Linked DNA regions of Homo sapiens: regions 1, 3 and 4 are each linked to region 2. A link is a loop called in an ENCODE intact Hi-C map of the cell type or tissue named here. Cell type or tissue: sigmoid colon. All regions are shown on one strand.

Region 1 (8,000 bases), 240 kb before region 2:
ATGAAAGACTTAGTTTCTGTTCAAAGAAGAATTTCCTAAATATTAATTTGTTCCAGAAGTTGTTACTAAGGAGGTTTTAAAATATTTTTTAAAGTTTCTAAAAATAAAATACATTTATATTTCTCTGTAGCCATGGAAATGGCAATCTGTCCTCACCTCCTAGTCTGAATTGAAGTCCTGAGGTTACATTTCTGGGAGACCGGGGCTCATTTCTTTCAGGCCTATGACTGATTTCAGCCTGTCCCATAGTGGAAGGTCAGTTAGAAGACTACGGCAATAGTTCAAGAAAAAGATGAAAGTGGATTTCCAAAACAAAATGTCAATGATGAGAAAAAATATTATAACTAAAGGCTAGAATTTGTCATCTTACAAAAATGTCTGTGGTCGCATGATTTATATAGAATGTAATAATTGAAAAATATTAGTGTTTGTAATCTAAGACATAATAATGTATTTTACTAAATCAGGTTTGTGAATTATATATATTTTTATTTCACTAGAATACTCATTTGGGAAGATGGTAGCTTGGAAATCAACAACATTACAAGGAATGATGGAGGTATCTATACATGCTTTGCAGAAAATAACAGAGGGAAAGCTAATAGCACTGGAACCCTTGTTATCACAGGTAAGTTAATGTTTGAGGGTGCTTAATTTCTAATGTATTAAAAAACATGATTCAGCACTAAGCATCTAAACAGTCAATGTATTTGTAAGTTTCTTTTTCAAAAGAATTTCAGGCAAGTTTCTTGCTTGATGATATTGTTCTTGGAATTTGGAAGTGAAAACATCTTATTATTTTGCACAAATAAAAATATATTGGTTATTATTTTAATATACCAGATAATATTGTGTCTTATATCTTCTTGAATTGTGCTTTACATTTAAAAATATATAGATCCTACGCGAATTATATTGGCCCCAATTAATGCCGATATCACAGTTGGAGAAAACGCCACCATGCAGTGTGCTGCGTCCTTTGATCCTGCCTTGGATCTCACATTTGTTTGGTCCTTCAATGGCTATGTGATCGATTTTAACAAAGAGAATATTCACTACCAGAGGAATTTTATGGTATGTGTTTTAAGTTTCATCTTATTAACACCCCAGTGATTCCTATGTGTCTGCATTGAAAGTTCTATTACTATAATCACATTTTATATCATCTTTGTTTTTCATGAGACCAAAAAGCAGGCAAAAAAGCTTTCTGTGGTTCTCCTTATATTAACTGTTGTACTGCTAAATCTTTCTAAAATGGCTAGCCCTGAGGATTTTGGTATAAATATTAATCAATTAATATTAATTGGGCTTTAGGTATGATTTCCCCCTTAATTTTAATACAATTGATGTGTATTACATCAGTATATATGTGCCCTTGGTTCTAGTGCCTTCCTTTTTACTTTAAATGAAGAGCATAGAACTTAATCTTTGTTATAATGATGATCTTAAAGCATTTATGTTATGCTTTAAGAGTAAGAAAGAGACAAAATTATATATGTTGGAGAATTTGGAGAATTAGTTTATGTGATTTGAAGAGGGTTAAATGGCTATATTTTAAGAATTGAAAGGTGTTACATTCTACAAGTCCTATAGTTAAACATAGTGATATAGAGAGTCAAGGTGTAGAAAGAAATAAAATAGAGGGAAAAGACTGAGAAGTAATGCAGGCAAAACAACTTGTGTAAGAACATTGTTGGTGTCTTGGTAGGCTGTCTAGGTTACAGTGTATTTAAAAAGTAAATTAATCACTGGCCCTATCAGCCTCTTCTTTAGAAAAGCAAACATTTGTAAGACTAAGGACATATTTAGAACATAGGCATAATTAGGAAAACTTTTATTTTAGAAGTCAGTTATTAATATAAAAAAGAAGCACAAATGAACTCAGTAGGACATTTAGGATTGTTTAAGTCCCATAAAATCTGAAGATTGATATGTACACATTATTATATTATGCTTTCATATTGTCCAGCTATGTTTTTAGCTTTAGAAGAGTTGTAATTTAACTGATCTAGCTACAACTGTACACCTCTAGTAAACATACCAATACTCTTTCAGTTTCTGAACCAAAATTATACTTTAAAGAATAACAATTGAGAATTGGCAGAGAACTGTAAATTTTGTATTTTGACATTATATACCATGTAATATATTTTCCTTATAGATCTGAAACTATTTTGCACATGCCCAAAATTAGTCAAATTGGCACCAAAATCTCCAATACTTTATTTAAAGTGTATTTTATTTTGCAAGAAAAGTAAATACAACTTGGGTTTTATTCATTTTAAAGGAAAAAAGTAAGCTAAACAGGGATCTTACTTTCTCAAAAAGTAGGCTTCTGAATTTGAAAGAATTATCTTTGGTGTTATAAATTGAATAATTTCAAAAGTAAAGTCTAGAAGTTCCACAACCATAGTTTATAAAGTAGTAACTAATAGCTGCAATGAAGTCTATGTAAATAAATTTGCAGACAAAAATTGCCCTAAACTGAAACTTCATATTTAGAGCTTATTTATATTCTTTAAAATACTAATTACATTGTGCTGGTACATGTAAATAATGACTGCAAAAAGAAAATGGAAAAAAAAAGGAATTTAAAGAGAAAGAAAAATAGATCCCAGTCCCCTTTAAAAAAAAAAACAGGAAAACAAAGAAATAACTGGAATACTAATTAGGAAACAAATAATAAATTAGACCATAAAAATGTAAAAGACCTTGTGGCCACTTAGTGCACACTCTCCCTTTTCAGATGATAGCTGCAGAGATTCACATAGTTACCCCTCCAGCTAATCCAGAGCAGAGTCCTGACCGCAGGCTCACCACCTCAGGTTTCAGTTCATTCCATCAAATAATGATCTGACAGTGGGAGCAAACCTACTCAACTGACTAGATAAGCATCTTAATTGAATCAGAATATCAAATGCACATGTTTAGCATGTCATAGATGGACAGATGCATTCAATTATCTCGATTTTTAAAAAGCCTGGATAAGAATCATTTTAAAATAAATAATTAAACTGAATTCTATCTTTCAAACCAACACAAGACTAATGAAGCTATCCCTGGCACCTTCCTTCTCTTTTAAGGCAAACTACAAAGTTAAACTTCACTGGTCAATATGCCATGCAAAATTTAAGTAAAAACGCTATAAATATTTGATCCACCTTTTGGAAGATAGTCCTAACAGCTATTAATTGCTTCTAGGATTGTTAATAGATCATTCTCAGAATTAGTGGCTCCTCCTATGAAAATCTTAGTGAATATATATATGTCTCTTAAATAATGATTTGGTATTTTATGTAGTTCTCCCAATATTTCAACAATTGAATAGCATTTGTTCATTAAGAATATGTACTAAGCACATGCCATAAGCAGACACAGTTGTAGGCACTAGGTTAAATAAAACACTGAAATAGACATGGACACCAGCCCAAAATAAACCAATGATACCCCAAGAGTTTAAGATTCAGATGTAAATGTTTTTTGGTAGCTATTACAGTTAACAAAACCAACATAATTAACATGTTCTAACAATTTTCATTGCTAAAAACTAATACAGGAAGTTCTGACTAATAATAAAAAGGAATAGGGAAATCAAATTTTAAACTTTTTATTTCAAGAACCTAAGTTTTTATTTTCCAATTTAGTTTCAATAATAAATTGAATTCAATAATTAAGTATGCACTGATTTTAGCTTGCTATTCTTGATTTTAACCACTAAGGGGCAACCTTGTATAAGGATTCAAATTTCACAGCCCGGTGTAATTTGGGACTTCTTTTCCTTCATGAAATTAAACAAATGCATTTGCTCCTACTTATGAATAAATTGTGAGATTATAGGTGATTTTTAAATGTCTTCTTTATATTTTTTCTAATTAAAGTTATGTAATTATTAGGAAAAATGTAACTGTACATTTTTAAAGATGTATATTTCTTTTAAGAGTTTAATGGGAACACCAAAAAAGCAAAAATAACACTGTCTTTGTATTTAGTAATCCTACTTTATGTAAAACTTTGGGATTAATTTATTTTTTAATGTAACTTTCAATTTTAAGGCAGTAATTGCACACCTAGTACTGATTATAGAAAAACACTAAGGAGTTAAACATCTAAAAATTTCCTGAGTATTATATTAATATGTAATAATTGTCAGATGTTCCACTGGAACTTGAACTCATGCATGGGGGATGTTAAAAATACAAGCTCGAAGCAGAAATTTAATAAATCTGAGGCTTTGATACAATAAGATATTAAAGCAGTTTATCTGCCATTCTTTTATTTTGTTGATGTTATATGGCAAATGATCATAAATGTTTCAAGTCCAATTATAAAGTGGCTCCTGTTTTGGCTTTCTAATTCAATAGCTACTTAATGCCTTGGAGTAAATACAAAAGGCAGAGCCATTTTATTTATTCATTTAATGTATAACTTTTCTTGTTCCAGAAAAGACTTAAGACAATCTATCAAAAATATGAATTTTAAATATCTCATTTTATTCCTCTTTCAAGGTGGCACCTAACCTGTAGAATTTTTCAGTAGCCCTCAATTTTTGACATTCACTTTGGGTCATTTTCTTTCAACTGTTTAACAACATTCCCTGCTTAGAGCCATTAAGTTAGTTAATTACATGAGTTCCTTAAAATTTCCAGTTTTGGAGATTGTCACTATTTCATATATATATATATATATACACACACACACACACACACACACACACACACACACACACACACACATATGTATTACTCTTATTACAAATACATGTTAAATTTGTAATACTGTGGGACATTATTGCCTGTCTTATATGAATTCATAAATATCACTTGAATTGTTCAGAGATTGTGTCACAAACCAACCTGGGCTTTAGGCTTCATTTTCTCACCTCTTATGTGGTGACTCTGATCCAGGGATTAAAATTCTCTAAGCCTCAGAATTTCCCTCTGTAAAACGTGATTAATCATTCACTTACTTCATTCAGGTTACTTCACTGGGTTTGAAAAACTAGTTACTTCATGAAAGAGTGCATATAGAGACTTGGCACAGCATCTGAGAGTATTGGGGACACGAATAAAGTATATAAGTGGTTATTAATACTTTTTATAAGAGAGCAATCATCCCCCATTGGAAATTCCAGAAGCTTTTGCTAGCTAGTTTTTCTTTCTTTCTTTTTTTTTTTTTTTTTTTTTTTGAGCCACAGATCTCATTTTTCACAATTTAATACTTGCACTGCTTGCTGTGCTGGATACTTAGACTGAGACCAAAAAAAAAAAAAAATCTGGGTATTTCATTGCTGAAGGCAGTGAAGAGGTAATAATAGCCAACATTTATTGTGGGCTTACTGTTTAGACAGAATTGGGTTAAATGTTTTTCACATATTTCTCAGTTGATCTTCACAGAAATCCTCTGTGGAGTGCATATTATTGTGATTTTCTCAGTTTTCAAAGTGAGGAAAGTGAGTATTAGAAAAGTTGAGTAACTGGTCCCATGTAATCATACAAGTCGCTAGAGGCTAACAGAAGATTTGATACCAGGTGGCCTGACTGCCAACCCTGTAATCTCCACCACTTTGATTCATCTTTTGGTTAATGTTCATGTCTGTGTCTATTTAAATAATTCTCCCATAAGTATTTGATGCTCTACAAGGCAATACTGTTCAATTCACATTTTATTCTCTAATCTGGTTTAATGAACCTTGTATGCTCACTCAGATTGCCCAAATTACTTCATTCTCCCTACACTGTTGGCCACCTTTGCAATACACTGTAAGTCATGTCTACACAGTTTCAAGTGGTCTAACTATGAAGTTCCTGGCAATTCCTAATGATCCCCTGTAGACAGGTATGCTAGGTGTGTGTTTGCAGGTATGTGGGTGTGCATTTTTTCTGAGTGCATAAGCAATACCATTCAAGAGAGAAGAAGACAGATTTCTCACCCAAACGTTATTTTCCTTTTTTAAAGAAAAATTTTATTAAACATATCAAAAAAGGTCTTTAGATTTTACAAATATGTATTTAAAACTAGATCATGCTGTGATCTTGTACAGAAATTTTGTTTCTGCAAGACAAGAAAAAGGAGAGGAAAAATGATAAAACAGAAGTCAATTTGTTTTTTTTTTTGTTTTTTTACAATTTAATCTTTTATTTTTATTTACATTTTATGTAGAATGCTTATAACTAGAAAGAAAGGTTTCTTTTTTTATATACTTTAAGTTTTAGGGTACATGTGCACATTGTGCAGGTCACATATGTATACATGTGCCATGCTGGTGCGCTGCACCCACTAACTCGTCATCTAGCATTAGGTATATCTCCCGATGCTATCCCTACCCCCCCTCCCCCCACCCCACAACAGTCCCCAGAGTGTGATATTCCCCTTCCTGTGTCCATGTGATCTCATTGTTCAATATTTCATTGTCTCTATTCACTATTTTGGTTGTTGTTGCTGTTTTTGTGGGTTTTCTTCTTTTCTTTTCTTTCTTTTTTTTTTTTTTTTTTTTTTTTTTGAGACGTAGGTTAGCTCTTGTTGCCCAGGCTGGAGTGCAATGACGCAATCTCGGCTCACTGCAACCTCTCCCAGGTTCAAGTAATTCTCTGGCCTCAGCCTCCCAAGTAGCTGGGATTGCAGGTGCCTGCCACCACACCTGACCATTTTTTTGTATTTTTAGTAGAGATGGGGTTTCACCATCTTGGCCAGGCTGGTCTCGAACTCCTGACCTCAGGTGATCCACCCGCCTCGGCCTCCCAAAGCACTGGGGTTACAGGCATGAGCCACCGCACCCGGCCTCTATTCACTGTTGAACAAGAAGGTTAAGATTATCCAGAATTATGTGGGAGAAAACGAGGACGGTTGGGCAATAATCCTTGGTAAGAATCAGATTCGAGCCGAAAAAAATTAGAGCAGGATACCAGGCAGCCACAGGGAGATCGTGGAAGCCCTGAAGTATTGTAACTTTGGTCCCATGTGGAGACATTTTTGGTTATCACAACTGTAGAGGTGTTGAGAGGGTGTGTGTGTGTGTGTGTGTGTGTGTGTGTGTGTGTGTGTGTGTGTATTGCATCTATTTAGCTATTAAATATCCTATAATGCACAAGACAGATTCCAAAAACCTAGTATTATCTGGCCCAAATTATCGATAGAACCAAGCTTGAGAAACGTCCTCAAGAAAGATATTAAAAAAGAGACTTAGCAATACTGGGACTAGCCACTGCAAGGTTTTAAGCATGATGTATTGGAAACAAAGAGATGTTATATTGTTTTGAGCATCTGAGAGTATTGGGGACACGAATAAAAAGAAACTAGATTTTTCAAAATGCATATCCAAAATAGTTTAAGTAGTAGAGGATGGGTTTTATGTGCTTCTTGAATTTAAGACTCTTAAATTTTGATGAGCAGTGGAAAAGAGGGAGAAATACATAAAAAGTATACAGGCTCCTGGCACAGTCTTGTGACACACAAAACATACAAAAGCATTCGGCCAATGTCAAATTGCTCTATTTTTCTTATCAGTAGTTAGTTGGAAAAGAGTTAATTAGATAATTCTATCATACTTCATTCTGTATGAATATATAACTTTTCTGATCCCCTTTTTACTACCTTAATAAACCTTTACTGATACCTAACTGCTATATTTTATTTGCTATTTACCAGTGTTAAACGAAGGAAGGTATCTATGTTCCTGGGTGTGTTTTCAGTTGGGCTAGCTTCTTTTAAGATCATCACACTTCCCATGTATAGACCATGTTAGCTGATGTCACTCTCTAGCCTAACTTCTCATAGTCCTTACTAAGCATTTGTTGATAAGAATGCCAGGTGAATGGAATTAAGCATATATATATATAAGAATGCCAGGTGAATGGAATTAAGCATATATATATAATATAATATATAAAATGTCCATTCTGATCACTTTTTTCTACAAAGTGGTCCAAGAAGATTTTTAGAACTCTAAAGCTAAGGGGAACCAACTTGAAAACCATATAAATTAAATGATATATGAGTTGTAT
Region 2 (8,000 bases):
GAAAGACAGGTCGAAAGAGGGGGGAAATTTGGAACATAGGGGCAAATGTTACTTTATCACATATGAATCTATATATATTAAATGAGAAATATAGCATCTTATTTTGAAAAAGAGTTTAAAAGCATATCAAACATCTAGCACACCAATCATCACTGGTTATTGAACAACTAACAAAATCTCATCTTTCAAACAGCAAGAAGGCTCAGAAGGTTATTAGCCTCTATTATTAGTCTTTGCTAATTCTTCAGTTAGCTCCAAGGATTTAAAAGACAAAGTCTGGAGCTGTTCTCATCAATTCCAACTGATGCCATTTGGTGTCATAGAGAATTACAAGCTTTCCAGGAACAAGGCTCAACTGGCAGCAAGGAATCATCAATGATTAATTTATAAAACCCACCCAAGCATCTGGTGGCAGCTTCAGGATAATGGCAGTAAGTGATATGCAGCCAGGTGACAGGATCTCTGCATTCCTAAGGTTCAGAAGATGGTAAAGGAAGTGGAGTAAGAAGGGTTTGGAATGACGCCCTACTGCGTGTTTTCAGGACGGCTTGTCATGCTACACAATTTGAGGAGTCAAACTAGGAGGGGAGGCAATTTGGATCCAAAGGGTTCATTCAGGGTAAGTAGAAGGAAGCAGCCACTAAGATTTTATTTATATGTTATTTCACTGCTTTCTTTCATCATCCTTCCCTTTAATTTTCCCTTCCAGGTTCCCAAATGATCACATTCCCGTCCCCAGTAGTAAAACGCCCGTGGAAGTAGAAGATGGATGCTGTGGCAACTGAACCTGGAGTCAGACTCAGAATCCCAGCTTCCTCACTCGGGAGGAGGCCTTGCATGGCTGTTCATGGGCTCCCTAAGAAGGCAGTGTCCTGAGGCGGGCCCTTGACTTTTTCCCCATCTTTGCTGCTAGGTCAAGGATCGCGCCATTCTAACTCACCTGATTTCTGGATCACGGTTTGAGAAGCCTGGCCCTGTGGATTTCCTAGTGTTATTTTCCTTATAGTGATTTCCTAAGGTCACAGTTTCCTAACTTCTGATTTTGTAGTTTTGATGTGAAAGAACAAAAGTGCTTCGATTTCAAACATATTGGAGATAGACTCGACGCCGGGCGGGCCATGGGCATTCAGCGGAAAACCAGACAGACAAAAAGATTCTGCTCTCCCGAAGCTTACATTGTGGTGAATTTAAAAGTTGTTTCTCAACATTAGCGCTTTACCCATCAGCAGCCCTGCCCAGGGCGAGGCGCCTCGATGCTTGAAGTTCACTGTTCAGGCGAAGGAGAACACAGTGTTCCCAAGGACCATTGTAAGCTGGGCGGCCAAAATTTGAAAGAACATAAATCGCAGGGCAACGAAGGAGGCGGGGGTCTCTGGAGGTTACTTCTATTAGCGTCAATACGGGCGAAATCAGGGGACCTAGCAGGAGCCTGAAAACTTCAAGCCAAACAAACAGTGAGATCACACCTCCCACCCGCCACCTCCCTCCACTGCCGCCGCCGCGAGACGGCTGCCCCGGGGGTGGCCCGGGGAAGGCAGGGGGGCTCGGAGAAGACGGACTCTGCTTTCGCTCCCCCTTTCTTCCCCATCCCTAACATGGGCTTTGCCCTGGAGCGCTTCGCAGAAGCCGTGGACCCGGCTCTGGAGTGCAAACTGTGCGGCCAGGTGCTTGAAGAGCCCCTGTGCACGCCGTGCGGGCACGTCTTCTGCGCCAGCTGCCTGTTGCCCTGGGCGGTGCGGAGGCGCCGGTGCCCGCTGCAGTGCCAGCCCTTGGCGCCCGGCGAGCTGTACCGGGTGCTGCCGCTGCGCAGCCTCATCCAGAAGCTGCGAGTCCAGTGCGACTACCGCGCCCGCGGCTGCGGCCACTCGGTCAGGCTGCACGAGCTGGAGGCGCACGTCGAGCACTGCGACTTCGGCCCTGCCCGCCGGCTCCGCAGCCGCGGGGGCTGCGCTTCGGGGCTGGGCGGTGGTGAGGTGCCCGCGCGGGGGGGCTGCGGTCCGACACCCAGGGCTGGCCGGGGCGGGGGCGCGCGCGGGGGGCCGCCGGGCGGCCGCTGGGGCCGCGGGCGGGGACCCGGGCCTCGGGTCCTCGCCTGGAGGCGGCGCGAGAAGGCGCTGCTGGCGCAGCTCTGGGCGCTGCAGGGCGAGGTGCAGCTCACGGCGCGCAGGTACCAGGAGAAGTTCACCCAATACATGGCTCACGTCCGCAACTTCGTCGGCGACCTCGGTGGCGGCCACCGCAGGGTAAGCAAAGGGGGGTGGGCACCGCGGGCATGGTCGATTGGGGTGGGAAAAGGAGCGGTTCTTTCTGACGCTTCAGGATTCCTTTGGAATTGGGCATCCTTCCTCACTATGCAGCAGGAAACATCCACACCCTGATCATACTTTCCTGTCATTATCTTACGAATGGATTGGCGTCGAAGTTAAGGATTGTCCCTTTTCTGATTATATTACGATTGGAAAGAGTTAAACAGATTCGATTCTAACTTTCCCCCGGGAAAGTAGGAATTGTGAAAACTCATTTTCCATCCAGACTCTCGTTTTCCATCTTTCACCCTCCTGCCCACCGTCTCTGCCTATTTTTTGAGCACTTGTCCCGTGCCTGAAGCAAATCCGAGAAGGAAAGACAGAAAGCGAAGACTTTCCCGGCCCAGCCTTTCCTCTCCCGCGGCCACCAGCATCCCCGCGGCCCTGGCAGCCGCGCACGCACACCTGGGACTGGTGTCAGCGTTGATGACACTTGCGCTGCCACTGCCTGAATCAACTGCCTTCTATTAAGTTGGGGACTGTGAGGCACGTTGGGGCCAGGACAGCCTCAGGAGTTGAGAGATGGGGTTTCTTAGACTTGCAGAGTTCATTTCATCACTCTGACTTTCCCTAAATAAGCCTTCCTTGCCTCGGGATCTCATTATTGGTGGAGAGAGAGAGAGAGATTGAGATTGTGTGTGTGCGACCTGGGAAGTCCAGTCCGAGAACCTCCATCTGTGGTCAGACCGGCCCTGCGAGCCCCCAGGCAGCGGTTGTTTCCCTTCTTTGTCTAAGCTGCTGGCCCCGAACTGCGCTCCTGGTCCTCCCGCCGGCTTTCATACCGAATAAACAAGCCTCTTTGCAGCATCCCGTGTGAAGAGGCTTGTTTATAAAGCTGTTACTTCTCTCCTGGAGGACTTCTGCACAGTGTCTGACATTGTTGGTCGCTGCCATGGTGAGCAGGGATTTAGCAGAATTTGCGCACCATTCAAGGAGCTGTTTTCATTCTTCAGCACTCCCGGGGAGGAGCAACCCAGAAAGATTCCCATTTGGGACTGGCTGCTCCACACTGCCTCTAACTCAGGCACTGAGTTTAGAAGCGCCCGTCTTGAACGTAAAAGAGAAAATTGAAGTGAGAGGGACTAAAATGTTTCTACCTTGATGAATGGAAGCACGTTGTGTATTAAACGACCGGTTTCAAGGAGTATTTCTCTAGTTCATATATGCATATACATATACGCATATATACAGGTAAATTTACAAAACGGGAGGACCCGGGGAAAAGCACAGATAGAAGCTTTGTATTACCAGTCCAGGTTTCAAGGTCGTAGGAAACCAATGGTTGAAGGAAAGGAGGAACAGCTAGAATAATATTACAGAAAAGTCCATGCAACAAGTCAAGCTATGATTCTGAGAAGTGAGAAAAACTGCCCATGATTTGCAGACTAGCCAAAACCTTCTATGTGTTCCTCAGAAGTGTTTTTCTACTACCAGTAGGGGCTGCTCTGCGCATTGCCTGGGAAAAGCTCCTGGGAAAATATCTTGATGCTGATAGCAGTGATGATGATGCATATGTTCTGAATGTTATCATTCAGAAATAGTTTCCAAGTAAAGGTTAATAACATCTACAACCATGAATAAACCCACCTAGTCCAGCACTAATTCATCCTATGTGTAAGTTAGTCTTTACTAATAAACATTGTAGCTATAATTCATATTTGTTTTACTATTATTTGGCCAGCAGGAAAAAATACATACTACTTTACCTAGCACAAACCCTTATTTTTTTATTCTGCAGGAATTATGCAAAACCAAATAGGAATATTATTTAAAATTAGGACTACAGTAGCCTAACAGATCCTGCATTACAACAGCAACATGAATGTTATGACTATAATTTATAAATAGTTCCAGTGTTTCTTAAATTCCTTAAGACTTTACAAAATAAAAATTTTACACTATTGATAATTTATATTTTACTTTTCTGTAATGGAGGGAAAAATAAAGATACCTCCAAGGTTTAACCAGAAATCTGTTTTCAATTGCAGTGAAATCAGATTTAGATACTGCATTAGGATAAAAGAGCTTCCTGTCTCAAAATGCAAAGCCATTTAGTAATTTTTGAAAATAGGGCTTTTTCCCCTCACATGCACAGTTGTTCTTTTTCAAATACATACTTGCAAAGTAAGTATAGGAAAATGTCAACCTTCTGCCACATTCAACCATCCTTAATTTTAAAGTTTTCCTCTTTTCACATGTCAGTTAACTTACAGTACATAAAAACTTATTGTAGGATTTATTTTTCTTTTATATTTTTACCTGGTTAAGTCATTTTATACATTTTTTTCTAGGATGGAGAGCATAAGCCATTCACTATTGTGTTAGAAAGAGAAAATGACACTTTGGGATTCAATATTATAGGAGGTCGACCAAATCAGGTAAAACACCTTGTTAATGCATTACTCGTTACTTATAAAATAAGCATTAATAAGCATTACTCATTGCTTATAAAATAATAGAGGACTTAGCTTTTGTTTGTGGATTTTGAGTAAGAAAAACAAGTGGTTTAATCTTTAAAATTATACTTGTGATCAAATATCAGATTTCTTAATGCAAATATTCCAGTACATACCCAGATTTTATTTATTTATTTATTTATTTATTTATTTATTTATTTATTTTGTTTGTTTGTTTGAGACAGAGTCTTGCTCTGTTGCCCAGGCTAGAGTGCAGTGGCACGATCTCAGCTCACTGCAACCTCTTCCTCCTGGGTTCAAGCAATTCTCCTGCCTCAGCCTCCCAAATAGCTGGGATTACAGGCTCCTGCCACCACACCCGGCTAATTTTTTGTATTTTTAGTAGAGACAGGGTTTCACATGTTGGCCAGGCTCGTTTTGAACTCCTCACCCCAAGTGATCCACCTCACGGTCTCCCAAAGTGCTAGGATTACAGGTGTGAGCCACCATGCCTGGCTCTGATTTTATTATTTTTTAATTTTTAAAAATTATTTTCTTTTTGAGTTGGAGTATCACTCTGCAGCCCAGGCTGGAGTGCAGTAGCGTGATCTCAGCTCAATGCAACCACTGCCTCTGGTTCAATTGATTCTCCTGCCTCAACCACCCAAGTAGCTGGGATTATAGGCGTGTGCCACCACGCCCAGCTAATTTTTGTATTTGTAGCAGAGAAAATACAAAATGTTGGCAAAGCTGGTCTCGAACTCCTAATCTCAAGTGATCCACCTCCCTCACCTCCCAAAGTGCTGGGATTACAGGCTTGAGCCACTGCACCTGGCCTTTATTTTTGAGAAAAACAAAAAACAACAGCTAGCAAACTTGGTTCTCTTTGCTACTTTAAAAGAAGAAAAGGAAAGTACATTTCACATTTTATCTAAATTTTATTGTCCTTTTGGCAAATTTCTTGAATAAACCTATTTCACAATACCATGTGTAGGCAATTTCTATTTGATAATATTAGGCAATTGTATTGCCTGCTTAAACCTATTTATTAAGTGCAATTACTCAGTTTGAAGATGCTAATACAGACTAGGAAGAAAATTATATTGAATGAATGAATGAACAGTTGAAACAAGGGATGATTGATTTCAATAGGAAGTACCATGTTAAAGAAAAACAGTTGATTAGAAATATTTTTGGCTCCCCAAACCGAGTTCTTTGTTTGATTGCATGAATAATATTCTTCATGTTGATGTCAATTGTTTTCAAAATGCATATTTTAAACTTATAGAATATACTGTAGTTGCAAAGTTCTTTTATATCTTTGAATTCCTGTGTCAACTTAATTTTCACCGTAACTGGAAAAAGGTGGTTAAGTTTTAAAAAATGATGTTCTTTAATTTTTCTCAATAAACTGCCATGAAATTTTTGCATCCTGCATTGCAGATGTTGTACAAGGAAACTGTCTTAGTGTTGTTGGCCATATGCTCTGTTTAGGTAAGGATGGCAGTGACATATTTCTTCCTTGTTTTTAGTATTTTGAAAACTTAGCAACTAATGACTGCTGTGCTTCTCTTTTTAAAACAGTCCTCATTTATTAAGATGAAAGCCTTTTCATCATAGCATTTTCGTTATCATTTTCCCTAAGGAATATTTTTATAGATTCTATTTTGGTATTTGACATTTAGATGACATCGGGCCTTTTTAAAAAGTCTCTTAAAATTCATGATAAGGACAGCTAAAGAGAAATAATTTTATTTAACCTGTCATGAAGTCAAATGACATTTAAAATTATATAATGTATTATTATAGGATGTTGGATATTTTCCCCTAAATAAGCTTTGACTTCTTGTGACTGGCTAAAATGTCCTATTTTTACCATATTGGCTATGTTTGAGGTTTAACTAATCATGAGTCAGACTGCACCTGGAAATATGTAACGATGAGTTTGCATGGGTTCCCTTTTGCATAGGTTCCCTTGCAGTTTAGATGTGATCTTTTGGGATTTTACACTTGAGTAAGCTACCAGTGTCTCTTGTGAATAGACACAACTAGAGCTATGTTTCTAAATCTGGCACATCAAAAAGCTAAATTACATTTCTAAACTCTACCACATCTCAAACCAGTTATACAGTGGGAACCAGATATATGTTTTTTTCCTTCTTTAACCTTATCACCCTTTTACTTGCTGTCTCTCTTTAGAAGTGAGATGTTTTATAAATAATACTTAAAAGCCAGTTTATTTCACCTTGTACATGCCCTTTCCCATAGCTTTTTTATGTGAACTCAAAAATGTGAAGTAAATAGATAATCTTGTCAGAGACCCTGGACTCATTCATTAAAACTGCCACCTTGATTAATGACTAGTTGGTGTTAAGTAAGTTAAAATTCTGTTCCAAATCCCCAGCTAAGAGAGTTGCAGGTTTACAGAGGATTGGTAATGTTACATTTGGTAAATTGTCCCTAATAATATTTAAATTTTGCTTACATCTTTCTTCTGCTAATGATTTTTTAAAAATAGAATAATCAGGAAGGAACATCGACTGAAGGAATTTACGTTTCAAAAATTTTAGAAAATGGACCTGCTGACAGAGCAGATGGCCTGGAGATTCATGACAAAATCATGGAGGTAAGACAATGATAAAACATGTATATGATCCATGCAAGAAAGATTGGGATATTTTAAGTTTTCAAATTTACCACTTTACCTTGGTGTGGTGCTTATTAGAATATACATTCTTAGTAGCAGTAAAGGCATTATCATTTTTACTTTCTTACAAAAAATGTAAAAGTCACTGGGAGAGGTGGCTCATGCCTATAATCCCAGCACTTTTGGTGGCTGAGGCAGGAGCATCACGTGAGCTTAGGAGTTCGAGACCTGACTGGGCAACATTGTGAGACTTCATCTCTACCAAAAAACAAAACAAAAAAATTAGCTGGGCATGGTGGCACATACCTATGGTCCCAGCTACTCAGGAGGCTGAGGTGGGTGGATCACTCGATGTTAAACCCAGGAGGTCAAGGCTGTGGTGAGCTGTGTGTAGGCCACTGCTCTCTAGCCTAGGCAACAGAGCAAGACGCTGCCTCCAAAAAGAAGTAAAACTCTATTATGATTCTATATAATTCGTTAGATATTGTGATGAAAGAATAAAATGCCTGAAGTTTTCAAATGTGTTAATGAATACCTCTGTTTTAATAACCTGTGTTTCCCATGAACTATGATGTCACTTGCTTGATTATTAAAGGATTAATTATTATAACATTTCAAAAAAGGATGATAAATCTCTGTTGAGGAACATTT
Region 3 (8,000 bases), 82 kb before region 2:
TCCTATTCGAATAGCCATGATCACTCATCATTTGTTAATCATAAGAAAGAGGAAACAGTGAAACTATATCAAAGCAACTCAGCTCTTCTGGGTCGCAATGAATATGGACACTGAATTAAATCATCCCAAAATGGTGTCAAGAATTCTGGTAATGAATAATCCAGTCCCATCAATTAATGTGTTAAATCACTTTCCCAAACAGAATTATATATTAATCACTTCAGACAGTGGTGTTTACTTATAAGGTTAACACCACTTACCTAGTAATACACATATAGATATGTGTATTTATGAGTCTGGCTTGGAAATCAGTTTCCCAGAGGTACTCTCAGTCATTCAACTGTTATTTTGCAATTTTTGTTAATATAGAATAAATAGAAAATGCTTTTATTACTTGTACTTTATTACCCATACCTATTGTAACAAATGCATATTTATTGATTATAAAAATTTGCATGTTTAAAAAAATCCAAGCCATACAACATAAAAAATAAAGTTAAAAAATTCTATCAACTAGAAATAATTGTTAAATTTGTTACCTTAATTCCAGACATCTCCATTCATAAAGAAACATAGAGGTATAGATAACTAGATTGAGATCAAACTAATATTATTAAAATAGAATTGTACTTGCTATTTTCATTTTCAAAATTATGACATGCTATTTTATTTTAATTTAAAATTTAAAAGTGAACAATGCTGCATTAAAATGAAATGAATTGTTGTTAAATTTTTAGTAATTGTTTCTTCATCAAAAAAATACCATGACCTAAAACATTCATCTAAATTAAATTTTAAATGATCACCACAAAATTTAAGTTGTTAAGTCATTTTTTTCTTTTTAGCTAAATATCTCAGTTGCAGGCAGTAGATGAATAGCTCCTATGAAGACGAGGAAATGAATGTTCAAACACTGCCTCCTACCACCCCTCTTCTTTCACCTAAAATTAGTGATCCTGTTTTTGTTTTTTGTTTGTTTTTATTTCATTTTATTTTATTTTAGTTTAGTTTAGTTTACTTTGTTCTGTTTTAAATTATATTCTGAAGGTATATCACTTACACTCTATTCTGTAATATTTGGATTCTTAATGATAATTCAAGCACAATATGACCAGCTTTCAGCTCTCCAGTAGATTAAAACTTGCTCTTCCTAATGTCTTGGCCATTTGGGTCATAAGCAGCTTCAGGCTTCCACTTGCTCAGTCCATAAAACTTGAAGTCATTCAACATTCTTGAGTCCTCTCCATCTCCCTCACTCCAATTCCAGACCATATTCTGCTGGCTCTACCTCCTAAATGTCTCCAGAACCTGCCCACCTTCCAGCACCTTCACTGCCATAACTTGGTCCAGGTCACCATCCCTCGCCCTCAGATCCTTGCACAGTCTGCCACCTGGCCTTCCTGCTCTGCTCTGGCCCTGGCCCCTCAGTCACATCTCAACACAGCAGACAGAATGATGCTCTTACAAAGACAATACAGTGATTTTAACCCTTTGAGCAAAACACTTCAAAGCCCTAACGTTGGCCTAGAAAGCCCAATGCAATTTTGCCCTGTTACTCATTTCATCCCATCTCCTACTATTTCACTCCAGGCACACCGGCCTTCCCAACTATACCAGGTATGTTCCCGCCTTATGCTTTTCGTACTTGATGTTTCTTCTTTCTGGAACCACTTTGCTTCAGACTCTGTCACCATGAAAGATTTACTCAGATGCCAACTTCTCAGGGTGGCCTTTCCTGACCACCCCATTGATTGATTGATTTAAATATTTTATTGACACAAGTATGTGTATATATTTATGGGTTACATGTGATGTGATATTTTGTTACAAGCATAGGCTGTATAACCATTAAGTGAGGATGTTTGGGATGTCCATCTCAAGGATCTATTATTTTACATGTTGGGAACATCTCAAGTCCTCTCTTCTTGTTATTGTGAAATATACAATGCATTGTTGTTAACTATAGCCACCCTCTCTGCTATCGAACATTAGAACTCATTCCTTCTATCTAACTGTGTGTTTTTACCCATTTACCAACCTCTCTTCATCACCATCTCCCCAACACCCAAACACCCTTCCCAGCCATCATCCTACTGGTAACCATCATCCTACTCTCTAACTTCATGAGATCAACTTTTTAAGCTCCCACATATGAATGTAAACATGCAATATTTGTCTTTCTGTGCTTGACTTATTTCATTTAACATAATGCCCTCCAGTTCCATTTATGTTGCTGCAAATAGTAGGATTTAATTCTTTTTTATGGCCAAATATTATTCCATTGTGTATATATACATTCCATATTTTTTTCTATTCATCTGTTGACAGACACCACTCGGTTGATTCCATATCTTGTTATTATGAATAATGCTGCAATGAACATGGTAGTCTATGTACCTCTTTGATATACTGACTTCCTTTCCTTTGGATAAATTCCCAGCAGTAGGATTGCTAGACTGTATGTTAGTTCTGTTTGCAGTTTTTTGAGAAATTGCCATACTGTTCTGACCTCCCAACTTAAATCACAGTCCTCTCTTCAAACTTTCCATCCATTTCTCTCTCTAGCTTGTTTTTCTCCATAGAACTTATCACCATCTGACATATTGTGCATTTTGCTTACTTTGTTTATTGTTTGCCATCCCCTTATTAGAATGTTTCCACAAGGGCAGGAAAATTTCCCTGTTCTGTTCACTGTTTTAGGTTCAGTGCCTGGGACAATAGTGTCATATAGGAACTTGATATTTGTTTACAGAAAAAAATTGAGTGAATAATTGCTGCAGGATTTTTTAATGGTTTTTGTTCTTGATTATTCATATCTCCTATTTTTATATAAATTCAGCCCCTCACCGTATTGCCATTGTTTATATATTTCTGAATTGTCTGGAGATTTTAAAATTTTCTGTTGCGATGTAGCAAATTACTGCAAACTTAATGATGTAACACAATACTCATCTAATAACTCACAGTTCTATAGGTCAGAAGACGGGCACAGCCTCCCTGTTTCCTCTGCCAAGGGAATCACAGGCTGAAATCAAGGTGTCAGTCAGGGTGGGTTCTCATCTGGAGGCTCTGGGGAAAAGTCAGCTTCCAAGCAATTCTAATTGTTGGCAGAATTCTCATCCTTGCTTACTGAATGTCAGCTGGGGCCGTTCACAGCAACTAGAAGCTACTTGGCTGCCTTGCCTTCTGTCTTCAAGCCAGAAATGTTGAACCACTTTCTTCTCGTGCTATAAATCTCTGGCTTTTTTCTTCAGCAACGAGTGGGAGAAAGCACTCTTTTTAAAGGTTTATGTGATTAGGTCACACCCACTTGGAAAATCTTCATATTGTAGGAACAACTGACCTGGCACCTTAATTATATGTGTAAAATCTGTGTACCTAGATTGGTGTTGAATTGAATAACTGGGAGAAGGTGTGTGTATTGCAGGGGCTGGGAACCTTAGAGGGGCATTTTAGAATTCTACCTACCTCAGATTTCAGTATAAGATTTTTTTCTTCTTCTCCCAAGAAAGGTTTGTAAGATCTGTATTCCTGAATTGCTGCAAACTTGAGAAACTTGTCTCCTAATGGGGCAAACAATTATTTACTTTTTTACCAACCAAAATGCTATAGACCTTGCTCCTCATATTTCCTGCTATTAGCTGTCTCACTGATTTTTGCTACTAGTTTTCCACTCTTCTTCTGATTTTCTGGATTTAATCATTCGGTCATTTGGGTTGTGTTTTTCCAAGAAGTAATCATGGGCACAGTAATTCCTGAATTTTTTTAGTATTTCCAAAATGCTTGTTCAGTGAATAAAAAAAAAAACAAAACTGGCCATAATATTCATTCCTTCAAGACTTTGTGAACATGATCTGTTATCTTCTGATACTGATTATTGTTGTAAGAATGTTCAAGTCCAGCCTGATCTCTTTGTTGGTAACTTTCTTTTTCCACATTCATGCCGAAAGTTTAATAACAGCCAGAACACATCTTGATATTTGCATCTTTCACATAAACTTTTAAAATACAGATTTAGCTCTTACATCAAATAAATTATTTTCTATTATATCTTCAAATCACTTTATTTGGGGGCTTTCTACTTCAAAAACACCAATTATCATCCACAAGCATATTTGTCTTCTTTTCTTTTAAAGGACTTCCAGCTTTCTCTTAGGTTGTTAATTAGAACTTTTTCTTTCTTTGTTCTCTTCCTTTCTGCAAATTCAGAACAGAGTCCTATAGAATATTGAGGCCTGGTGACATTTTTTTTTTCCCAGCTAGAACACAGCAATGATAATTGCTCTGTCTTTCACAGCTCTGCCCTTGTCTTTCAGAGCTTTCCTCCAAGCTCCCACTTTCCCCTGCATCCACTTCTCATTAAGTAAACATTTCCTGAATTTTTTCAGCTTTTGAGTATCACATTTGGCACATTTGGGAGGTAACAGCAGGGATAGGTTTGGGAACAGTACTAAGACCTGAAAGAACATCTTGTTTATTTCCTTTCTGTTACTTTTTAAGACAAAGTACTAAATTATACCTTTCCATTGTTGGGTCTCTCTTGGTGAGATTGTTTTTCCTAATTTTGAAGTTTTTGCTTGTTTACTGATTTGCATGTTTGCTGTTTGTTTAGTATATTTTTACCTTTGTTATTATGATGTCGAAGGCAAAGAAAATGATCAATAAAATATAATTGTACAACTCAATAAATTATTACAATATGAATATTTCTAGGATGGATAATTTTCAGTAACCAGAAATTCTCCTCCTCCTTATTATTTCCTTTAAAGGTAACCAGTATCCTGATTCCTAACACAATAGTTCATTCTTGCCTGTCTTAAATGTTATATGAGTGAAATAACAAGGTATGTATATTTTTTCTGGTTTCTTTCAGGCTATGTTATATTTTTAAAATTCGTCCGTCTGGCTGCATATAACTTACTTGTTTTGTTTGCTCTTTAGTATACCATTGTTTGAGTCTACCATAATTTAGGTATTATTTATGGTCATTTGGATTATTTCCAGGGTATGCCTACTACAAATATTTGAGCCGTGGACATTATAGCATGGTCTTTGGTACATGTGTTTACATATTTTTGTTGGATATATTTAAAAGTGAATTGAGTCACATGATATGCATATGGTCAACTTAATAGAAAGTGCCAAATTTCTTTCCAATGTGGTTAAGCTAATTATACTAATTCACACTTCTACACTTTTATGAGGACTACTATCACTCAACATACTCACCAACACTTAGTATTGCCAATCTTTTTACTTTTAGCCATCTAATGGGTGTGTAATGAACCTGTACATAGGTTTGTTTCCTATTTTGCTGATTAAAAATGAAGTTGAACACTGTTCTGAATTGAGTGTATTAAATTTAGCATCCCTACTAAGATATTTTCTGTATGACAGAGGGTAAACCAGAGACTACAGTCCTAACAACCACCTGTCTTATTTTGCATTGAAGTCTAACATTTAGAGGCAATTCCTAGAAGGGAAGGGAAGGTCATATTCTTCAGAAGAGGTTGTAGCAAGACTCATAGGCAGACATTAGATTCATAGAAGCCTGTTGAGAACTATTATATGGAGAACACAAACTCTTGGGAACTATTGGCTTTACTGATGTAGACTGAGAGGGTGGGAGCTTCTCTGAGCTCTACTCTTCCAGCTCTCTAAATGTTTTTATAAGCTTCTAATTCCCTCTAATAAAGCCCTTCACACCTGGAATACATAGAGTAGCTTCTGTTTTCCTGTGCAGATCCCTGATGCTATATATATTCTGTCATATGTATTGGCCCTTGAGGTATTTTTGTGAGGTGCTTGTTCAAGTCTCTTGCCTTTTTCTCCTTGCTGGGTTGTCTTTTTCTTAATGATTGGCAGGTGTCTTAGTCAGCTTGGACTGCCATCACAAAATATCAGACTGGGTGGCTTAAGCAGCAGAAATTTATTTTCTCACAGTGCTGGAATTGAAAGTCCATGATCCAGGTGCCATCAGGGCTGGATTTTAGTGAGGCTCCTTCCTGGTTTCCAGACAGCTGCCGTCTCACTGTATCCTTAATAGCCTCTTCTCTGTGTGGGAGTGGCAGACTCTGTTTTGCTCTCTTCTTACAAGAACATCAGTCGTATCATATTAGGACCCCACTCTTATGACCTTAAAGGCTGTATCTGCAAACACAGAAACATTGGAAGTTAGGGCTTCAACATATGAATCTTCAGAGGACACAATTCAGTCTGCAATCGTAGGAGTCCTTTATATTATTCATAAGTTCAGTTATAGATGAAGAAAATAGTTATCTCACTTTGTAGCCTGTTTTTCAGCCTCTCAAATGGTGTAGTTTGATTAAAAGTACTTAATTTTGAAGTAGTTAATGAATTTATGATTGTGTTTATGTTTTATTTTAAAAGTTACTTCCTAACAATAGTCATGAAGATATTCTCCTCTGTTATCCTTATTTAGATGCTTTATTATTTTGCCTTCCATATTTATGTCTAGTGTCTACCTAGAAATAATTTTTTGGTAAGACATCTTTCCCATATAGTTATCCAAACAACCTAGTACTCTCTATTGACTAGAGTATTCTTTCTTGTATTTCTCTAAAGTACAAATGTTTGCATAAATCAAATATCTATATCTATGTGAGCCTTTTTCTGGGCATCTATTTCATTGCATTGGTTTACGTGTCTATAGTTGATGCAGCCCCACTCTCTCTTAATTATCTACCATATAGCAAGTCTTGATATCCATAAAGCAAGATTTCTTACACATAAGAATGTGTAATGCAAGATTGTCTTAGCTACTCTTGTTCTTCTGAATTTCCATATAAATTTTAGAGTCAGATTTTCAGTTTCCATTTTGAAGCCCTGCTAATCTATTTTTGTTATTTTCTGTTTTGTTCTATTTCCATTTGAGTTAGCTTCTTGGGGCTGGGGGATGGTGGGGGTATGAATCTATGGTCCCTGTTGCCAGAGTTATTGGTCTAATGCATAAATAAATATAATCTGAAATTAAAAATTAAATATATATAATTTTAACTTCTAAAATCACCTTCAAGGTAAGATGTAAAATACTTAGACAGTTAAATGAGATGCTACATTGGCTTGTCCTGGCCTTTATTTCCAACCACAACACTGGCTCTGTATCATCCTTCATCTGACATTTTTGAATACTTATTATATACCAAGAATAGAGCTACAAGTTGAACTTATTCTCTTCCATTAGATATTAGCCTGGGTGTCATGTTTTCCAGAAGTCTTTCCTGAGTTTCTTCAGTAGGGATAAGGACTCTCTTCTCTGAGCCAGAGGTAATTGTCCCTATCTATGTTAGCCTATAGCCTTAAAATTCTTTAGAAATTATTTCCATCTCCCTAAAAAGGGGATGGAGATACAATTTAGTCATCTTGAATAACAAAAACTTAGGGCAAAAGCCTGTGGTTTAGGGAATATATATCAGAGAGAGTGATAGAGAATATATGTATAAATATGGAAAGAGAGGAAGAGAGTTCCCATTTTGTTTTACTATCATAATAGTTTGCATTATTTTTCTATAAGGCATTGCTATGAACTTCTTTTGATTATCATAAAGGACACTGGGAGCACATATTTTAGAAGAGTATTGAAAACAAACAGGGGGTTCCGTAGGGAAATGGCTCTGCCATGGTACCCTGGCAATCTTGCATAACTCCACGCAGGGCAATGCTTGACCATAGTCTGACTTAAGGCTTGATGGCGAGTTCTGTGACTCTCTTTTTGGTGTAAGGGGAGGTACACCTTTTAAGGAGTTGCTGTAAGGCAGTTTCTCATTCCAATCATGTGGAAGACTCCCACAAGATGATTCTGGCTTCAGTTGAGTAAAGGACTTTTCTACCTCACCTCACCTCTTTGAATACAGTTGCAGACTTCTTGACTAAGTGTATAAACCTGCTTGGCTGTAGTATAGAGGCTGCTCCTCCATGACAGAGTGACACTTCACTGATGTCACTCATCATCTGACTCTTTGGGGTTAGTGTCATAATTT
Region 4 (8,000 bases), 200 kb before region 2:
GAGGATAGCATTAGGAGATATACCTAATGTAAATGATGAGTTAATGGGTGCAGTAAACCAACATGGCACATGTATACATATGTAACAAACCTGCACATTGTGCACATGTACCCTAGAACTTAAAGTATAATAAAATAAATAAATAAGTAAATAGGGTACTTCTGATATTAGTAATAGCCACTGCTGCTTTCTGAAAGTTCCTATTTCCATTATATATCTTTTCCAATTCTTCTACTTTCATTGAATTTGGGTCTTTGAATCTAAAGTATGTTTTCTGTTGGCCACATATAGTTGGATTTTTCATCCAGTTTGATAGTCTCTGCCTTTTGATTGAATTAATCAATTAACATTTAATGTTATTATTGATACAGTTGGATTGTAGCTGCATTGTATTTTTGCTTTCTAAATATTTTACTATTTTTGTTCCTCTTTTCCTTGTTCACTGCTTTCTTTTGGAAGAAGTGAGCATTTTCTAGTGTAACATTTTAATTCCTTTGATGATATTCACCGTGTGTGTGTGTGTGTGTGTGTGTGAGTGTATGTGTGTATGTGTGTATATGTATAATCCTGCTCTGAAGGGAAGTTTATATTCACTATACATGTGTATATTCAAACACATACATACTTAATGAATACTCTAGGGCTTACCAGATACATTTGAATTTATCAGAATAGGTTTTATAATTTTATTAGCTTAAATTTTCAGTGAATATGAAAGTGTTTCTCCTACATAGTTCTATTTCATTCTTCCTCTTTTGTGCTATTACAGTACTATATATATATACTATATATTATATTACTATATATTAATAGCATATATAGTAATATAGTTATATATTACTATAATACTGTATATTAATATTTTGTTATATATGCTATTATAGCATATTTTATTATATGCTATTATAGCATATTTTATTTTATGCTATTATAGCATATTTTATTATATGCTATTATAGCATATTTTATTATATGCTATGTCATATATAGTAATATATATATTGCTATAATAGCATATAATATATGATATTAATATTTAGTAATATATTATTAAATATATTACTCACACACAGAGGATTAAATATATTACGCACAAAAGAGGAAGATGAAATAAAGCTATCTAGGGGAAACACTTTTATACTCAGTGAAATATATATAAATATATATATTACATCTCTATATGTCACAAACCCAATAATCTTATATTAATATTATCACTTTCTATAAATGTTTGCCTATTAAACCAATATGTTTATATTATCCTTTGTTAATTTGTCTGTTATATTATCCTTTATATTTACTACTTCTAATCCTCCTCACTTGTTCATGTTGATTTGAATTTCATCTGTCTAAGTCTATTTTGCATTGCTATAAAGAAATATCTGAGGCCGGGTGATTTTGAAAGAAAAGAGTTTTATTTGGCTCACAGTTCTGCAGGATATACAAGAATCATAGTGCCAGCATCTGCTCCTTGTGAGGGCTTCAGGAAGCTTTCATTCATGGTGAAAGCAAATTGGCTTGTCACATGGTGAGAGAGGGAGCAACAAAGAGAGAAGCAAGGTGCTAGGCTCTTCGTAACAATCAGTTCTTGCATGAGCTAATAAAGCAAGAACTCACTCATTATTGGAAGAAAGGCACAAAGTCATTCATTGGGAATCCACCCCCATGACCCAAACTCCTCTTATTAGGCCCCACCTCCAATATTGGGGATCAAATTTCAACATGAGATTTAGAGTGGACAAATATACCAACTATGTATCACCATCTGATATGATTTCTTTACAACTTTGCTCCTACCTGTCCCCTTTGTGCAGCTAGTATCAAATATATTACATTTAAATATATTATAGATCCAATAAGACAATTATATATATACATGCATATATAAATGCACAACATATGTGTGAATATATATACATACATATATAGTTTTCTACAATTACTTTTAAATAAGTTAAGAGAAGATAGAAGAAAAAATAAGTATTTATATCATCTTTTATAATTACAAAATTACCTTTACCAATGCTCATTATTTTGGGGGAGTTTATTCAAATTGCTGTTTGGGATCAACTACTTTCAACTTGAAGAACTTTAATTTTTTTTTGTAAGATAAGTCTTTTACTAACAGTTTCTCTCAGTTTTTGTTTATCTAGGAGTGCATTTTGCCTTTGGTTTTAAAATATATTTGCTTGGATATGATATTCTTGGTTGACAGTTTTTGTTTTTCTTTTCTTTTTCACTGCTTTGAATATGTCATCTTAGATGCCTTTTTTAGGCTGAGAAGATTGTTTTCTATTCTATTTGCTGAAAAGTGTCTCAAAATCCCTTTATATTTACCAGTATATTTATTATATCTGGGTTCCTCATTCCTTTCTGTAAAACTCTTTTTTTATCTGGTATAATTTGCATTACTAAGAAACTTATAGCATTTCAAATTGTTCAGGTTGTTGGACTCAAAGGTTTTTACATTTTTTCTATCAGAAAATGTCTTTAATTTCATCTTTAAGTATTATTTTTATTTCATACAAAATCCAAATTGCTCTTCATTTTACTTTGATCACTTTAAAAACATTGTTCTGTTGTCTTTTGTCTCCATTGTTTTGGGTGAGAAGTCAGTTATTGTTTTAATCATAATTCCCTGCACTTGATATGTCCCTTTTATGTGACTGCTTCAAGATTTCTTTTTGTATTTGCTTTTCAGCTTGATAAAATGCATTTATCCTAATGGAGCTTGGCTTCTTGTATTCTTAGGTTGATATTTTCTTCAACTTTGGAAAATTCTTAGCCATTCATTACCTCTTGAAATATTTCCTCTGCTCTACTCTCTCTTCTTGGTTTCTCTTGACACATATGTTAGATTGTTTGATGTTGTTCCACAGATAATGGACAGTGTGTGTGTGTCTGTGTGTGTGTGTGTGCACGCACGCATGTGTCTGTTTATCTGCGTGTCTGTGTTTCTGTATGGATAATGGCTAATTTCCTCTCTTGCTTACATAGATAATTTATTTTGTTGGATTCGGTCTGTGAATAATCCCATTAAAATACTTTTGACCTTCTGCTTTATTGTGTTCAGGAATTTTTATTTCTAGCATTTGGCTGCTTTTAATATTGTTCACATAATATTCCATGGGAATTTCCTATTTGTTTATACAAGTTGTGCATGTTTTCCACTTGACATTTTTACATACTTAACATAGTTATGCTAAAACCCTATGAGATGATTTAAACATCTAGACCATCTTAAAGTCTAGCTCTGTTGATTTATTTTTTCTTTCTTGACAGTGGGTCATATTTCTTTGTTTGCTCATGTGTCTGATAACTTTTTGCTCAATTCCAAACATTGTGTATAGAAGAACAGTGATTACTAAAGTAAATATTAATTGATGTCTGGGAAAGTGCATGTCATTACTTTAGGGACTGAGTCAATCAGATTTGTAGTTGAGATGATCTGAGCATTGTTAGATTCAGTTTAGCACAGGCTTCAAGTAATTCGAATGTATGATCAGACCTCCTACATATCTGAGTGTCTGGAGGTTTTCCTGTCCTGCTATCAGATTTCGGCAGACTCTTCTACGTTGGACCCCACAGAGGGCTCTTTCAGTTCCCCTGCTTCTGCCCAGATACCTGCTGCTGATAATCAGTCTAAAGCCCAGAGTGCTCGGGCTTTTTACTCAGTTCTCCTTCTCTTCCCTTAGACTTCAACAGGTCCAAAGCACCTGTCCCTCAAGGGGAAGCAGATCTCTCTCAGCACTCCTGCCACTATCTCATGTTTGTAGTATCGGTGCCGCAGAGGGAAGTCTTTTTTGGCTCTTTTGTTCTGCCCCAAAACTTTCTTGAGTACACATGATGAAGGCCTATGAAAAATAATTGTCAAATTACTATAGATTCTCCTTGTTCTTTGATCTCCCCACGTTTTTAAACAGCCATACCAGCCTATACTTTGTCTGTAAATATCTGTTAGAAGTTAAACTGTTTTCTTCTTGCTAACATCTGTGACTACAACCTTCTTTCATCACTGTTCTACCAATGATGAATTTTAGTCCATTGTGTCTTCACAAACTCAGCTCTCTAATGGGCTTTGAAAGATGGTGGTTTATAGATTATCTATGTGTTGTTTTTGTTAGTGTACTAGTGAAGTTCTCTTGTGACTGCATCCTAAGTGGAAGTGAAAAATATTTTCTGCAACAAATACAGAAATAAAAATCATATGGTTTTTATTTATAATGTGACCACTAGGAAACAAAGGTACAGGATTAAATTCAGCTTCATGAAGGTAAATACTTAAGATATGAAATAAATATGTTTCAAAGATATCAATTTTCAGTGTTCCAAAGATTAAATTTAGAATAATGAGATGAAGAAATAGACTATGTACTTTTAAGGCAATCTATTGTAAATTTTACTTCTCTTGGACTGTTTTTAGCAGATGGACAGCAGACAGCTTGATGCTGTTCCTGGAGTTGTACAAGATGCTCAGGTCGTTGTTAGAAAATTGTGTTTGATTCTATGCTGTTGTTTTCAGCGGACAAATGATAGAATATTGTTAGTGATGGTGTGTGTGTATGTAAGAAGATGTTGGCCAGAACATGAAGAGGCATAGTAACCATGCTATGAGAAATAGTTAAGAGAACCTGGAATAGATTATGCAACATGAAGAAAATATGTTTATATTTAAATTTCTGTGTTATGTAAGACTGAGTTGATTATTAAAATTTTTCTGCAGTTAACATCTTTGCACATAAATGTTTCTCTATACTTTAGATTATTTCCCTAAAATAGATATTTGTAAATTAAATTGTTGAGTGTAAACAGCCAAAACCCATGAGCTGTATTATATAATCGCTCTGCAATAAAGTAGAACCAGTTTTTATTCCCATCATCAGTATTTGAGTATCTCTTCTGCCATATCTTTACCTAGTATTAGTATTATCTTTTTAAAAATGAAAACTCTCTAGGTTTATTGTAGGACAGTATCCTTTTTTTTTTTTTGCCTTTCTGTTTCTTCAGTTTTTGTAGTTCTCATTTCAAACATGAATTTCTAGATTTTTATGAGGCTACATTCGTATTTCCCTTAGAGAAGGATCAAGGATTCACACCTTCTGAGATGCCAGAACACAGCTTGCTTTACTTTTGCTTCATGGAAATTTGCCTAACCTATGGCTCCTTCCAGAGTCCTGCCAGGCGATCCATGGGTTGGGTCTAGGACCTGTAACATAAGACTGAGTAGGTGCGTTAGAACCAGTGAGAAGCCTTTAAATTCTCATTTCCAGTCTCAAACAGACACCTGAATTTTTATTTAGAATCTCTGAGTGAGTAGGTTTGTTCTGCGTACTTACAAATATTTGGGTTTTAGATTGAAATGGGGGACATCAAAGATTCTGCTTGTGTTCGGATCTTAAAGAAATACCAGGACTCACTCAGGTAACTTGTAAAAGTCTACAATGGAGGGGCTTACATTGGCTGGAGTTATTCTTGACACAATCTGTTTTTTAGTCCTGAAGTCATTCTGGCTGTTTCCAAAGCTGCTCAAACAATTAATCAGTGTGCTCTAAAGGCAGGGTACCACGAGCATGATTTCCAGGCAACTAAAACACAATGAATTATTGGTCTTATGATACCCATGAGGCTTGATTCTCTTTTCCTCAAAGAATGGTGGAAACTTCTTTTTATTCTAAGCCTTAGGGCCTCAAGGCATTTGTAAATAGATCTTTGAATTATTGCTTACAGCTGGTTGCTAAACTGAGTACTTTGGCCTAAGTACTAAAGTAAGAACTAAGGTCTCCTGCTTTATATCTCTTTGCTTAAAATTTACACTAAAAGTAAAACAAATTTTTAAAGAACTACCCATTTAATACACAAAGTTTAGTTTTTTTTAAAAGAGAGATGCCTCTAACAGGCATTATACTGTTAAGATCTGATTTTTCACTGCTGAGATTAACTGTATTGCCTGACTCAGAACTGACCCGGTTAAAAATCAGGTCTAGAACAAGGTCTGCTCCTGATCCATCCCCAGTATTTGCCTCCATTATGCAAAGTACTTTACTCTCTTTCTGGCTCCAAGAATAACAAACAGGTTGCAAGGAACTTGGCTGAAGAAAAAGGACACAAAGTCTCTCCGTTCCTGTTTCTCTTCATTTGGCTTGAGGCATAAATCTGCTTCCAAAGCAAAGCTGACTTCTTTAGGGAGCAGGCCTCTGCTCCCAAACTGCATAGGTGATTTTGGAAGCAGTAAAAAAAGAAGAAAGAGAAGAAGAGAAAAGGATCCAATAGTTCCTACCAGGGCTTAAGGAATAGGAAAGAAGATTGCATTAGGTACAAGTCCATTTATGAAGACATTTAGGGCTCACAATAAAACATATAAAATGTGTTTTAAAAGTAAAACCATGTTTTTAAAAAGCATACAAAGCGGCAGTGGAAGAGATAAATGAGAATCAACTCACAATTGAAGGGAAAGGAAGAGGCCTTAAGAAGATAGAGTAGTACTATCTGCTTTAGACAGGACAGGACAATTTATGGGCTGAATACATGACAATATAGAGTCATGGAGTGATGGATATTATGTGGTGGGGCAAGGTAAAACAGTGCCCTCCTTCTCTTACCTGCCTGATTCAAGGATGGAGAAGACACTAAAGTGATTGATATAGACAAAGCTATGCTTCTTGCATTGAGACACTGTCCACTCTAAATAGACACAAACTTTAGAATTTGTATTACATATATATTTTAAGCAAAAATGTATTAAGTACTTCTATTTGTAAAACATCATGCTGGGCATACTAGGCCCTGAGGGGTTTCAAAACATGAATAAAAAGTAGAAGAAATGTATACATGGCCACAAATGATAGCTAGGAACAAGCAAGGGGGAGACAGAAGAAGTATATTGAGTGTGGGCCTCATGTGGACCTAGCCAGTCTTGGAGTTCCATTTGTAGTGATGATATGGGCTACTTAGCTCAAGATAAGAGCTGGGAAAATAGACAGAAAGTGTTTTAAATTATGTACTTCTGATGTGGTTGGGGTCAGAAGTGCCACCGAGATTTGCAGAAGTGAAAGCAGCTTAGAGAGAAGAGACACTTTTAATTCTTGGTACATCTTTTAAAAATGATAGACGTTAATCATGTTTTTGCTAAATTATTCCTACTACTTACATAGATGGTTTTATTGAGGGGATATTATAACTATCTACCAAAACATGTTTGTTTTAGATATTTGTATTCTCGTAGGTACTGATGTTAATATAAATTATCAAGAAGAAGAATAATTGGGTTTGTTCTAAAAAGAAGAGTTGTCAAGCTATTAGTAATCCTGGTGGGAATACTATTTTTAAATATTTACAGCAAATTCCTTCCTTAATAATTCAGAATGTCCATTCTGGAATTCCATCCCCTTAACTTGCACTTCGTTTTCCCCCTTTGAGAGAGTTTTATGCGTCTTTGGACCAAGGGGTTCTTCCTAGGGTCCACCTGCTTGAGGTCATGACTCTGAGTCTGGTTGCTTATTCTTCCTTTCTTCATCTCACTCGTTAAAATCAAAGCCTTGGCTCCTCAGCTGGAATCCAGATCTAGCATAAAATGACTCCTGTTGACTTTTCTTGCCTTACCTACCATCATTCCTTCACATATTTTTGGTGGTCAACTATGATCTTCTACTTTATGAAAATGTCTTCCATTTGTTTGGGATATTTTCATACTGGATCCTCACACTTTTTATATGCACTCAAAATCAGTCAATCAACTGCAGCTTCTCCACACATCCACCTGGTTCTTCTTTGTCTGTCCTAGCAGATACCTGCCCTTACCTGTTGACCTCCCAGCTTCCTGGAAAAGCCCCAGTGTAGCCTTGACTATCATAAGAACACAATATCCTCATTCTTTAAAATGCTTCCAACATTTCCATCCTTAAAACCCTTAAATTGTGCTGGAGTTTTGGGACTAGGAAGCAGGGGAGCAGGTCAGACTGCCTCAAGCCTCCTAAAACACTTTTGTACTGTACACCCCTCAA

Evidence for each region. Peaks named below come from ENCODE experiments on the same cell type or tissue, not always from the same donor. Only the 100,000 strongest peaks of a DNase experiment are listed, where the experiment ranks them.
Region 1: it touches region 2 in a loop (4-fold over the local background); 2 of 110 quality-filtered maps call a loop at or near these places.
Region 3: a loop joins it to region 2, with 3 times the contacts of the local background. A loop is called at or near these places in 2 of 110 quality-filtered maps.
Region 4: a loop joins it to region 2, with 3 times the contacts of the local background. A loop is called at or near these places in 2 of 110 quality-filtered maps.

What each region holds. Positions count from the first base shown.
Region 1 is chr12:40,943,097-40,951,096 of GRCh38, forward strand. It overlaps CNTN1 (contactin 1), which reads left to right. Exons shown (of 24, transcript NM_001843.4): 13 at 501-628; 14 at 899-1,074. Among named protein-coding and RNA genes, the nearest start is that of PDZRN4, 240 kb to the right of the region's middle. In sigmoid colon, a CTCF peak has its summit at 3,726; no DNase peak of the experiment used is centred here.
Region 2 is chr12:41,186,861-41,194,860 of GRCh38, forward strand. It overlaps PDZRN4 (PDZ domain containing ring finger 4), which reads left to right and starts at 1,460. Exons shown (of 10, transcript NM_001164595.2): 1 at 1,460-2,243; 2 at 4,598-4,684; 3 at 7,221-7,328. The coding sequence starts at 1,596. LOC124903069 (a long non-coding RNA gene) reads right to left here and starts at 1,372. Exons shown (of 2, transcript XR_007063563.1): 1 at 941-1,372; 2 at 1-470. In sigmoid colon, a CTCF peak has its summit at 3,731 (motif pointing right); DNase peaks (open chromatin) are centred at 1,311, 1,801, 3,171, 3,741 and 3 weaker places; H3K4me3 peaks cover 5,645 bases.
Region 3 is chr12:41,105,113-41,113,112 of GRCh38, forward strand. No RefSeq gene overlaps it. Among named protein-coding and RNA genes, the nearest start is that of PDZRN4, 79 kb to the right of the region's middle. In sigmoid colon, no CTCF peak of the experiment used is centred here; a DNase peak (open chromatin) is centred at 3,169.
Region 4 is chr12:40,982,960-40,990,959 of GRCh38, forward strand. All of the region lies in intron 16 of CNTN1 (contactin 1), which reads left to right. Among named protein-coding and RNA genes, the nearest start is that of PDZRN4, 200 kb to the right of the region's middle. In sigmoid colon, no CTCF peak of the experiment used is centred here; no DNase peak of the experiment used is centred here.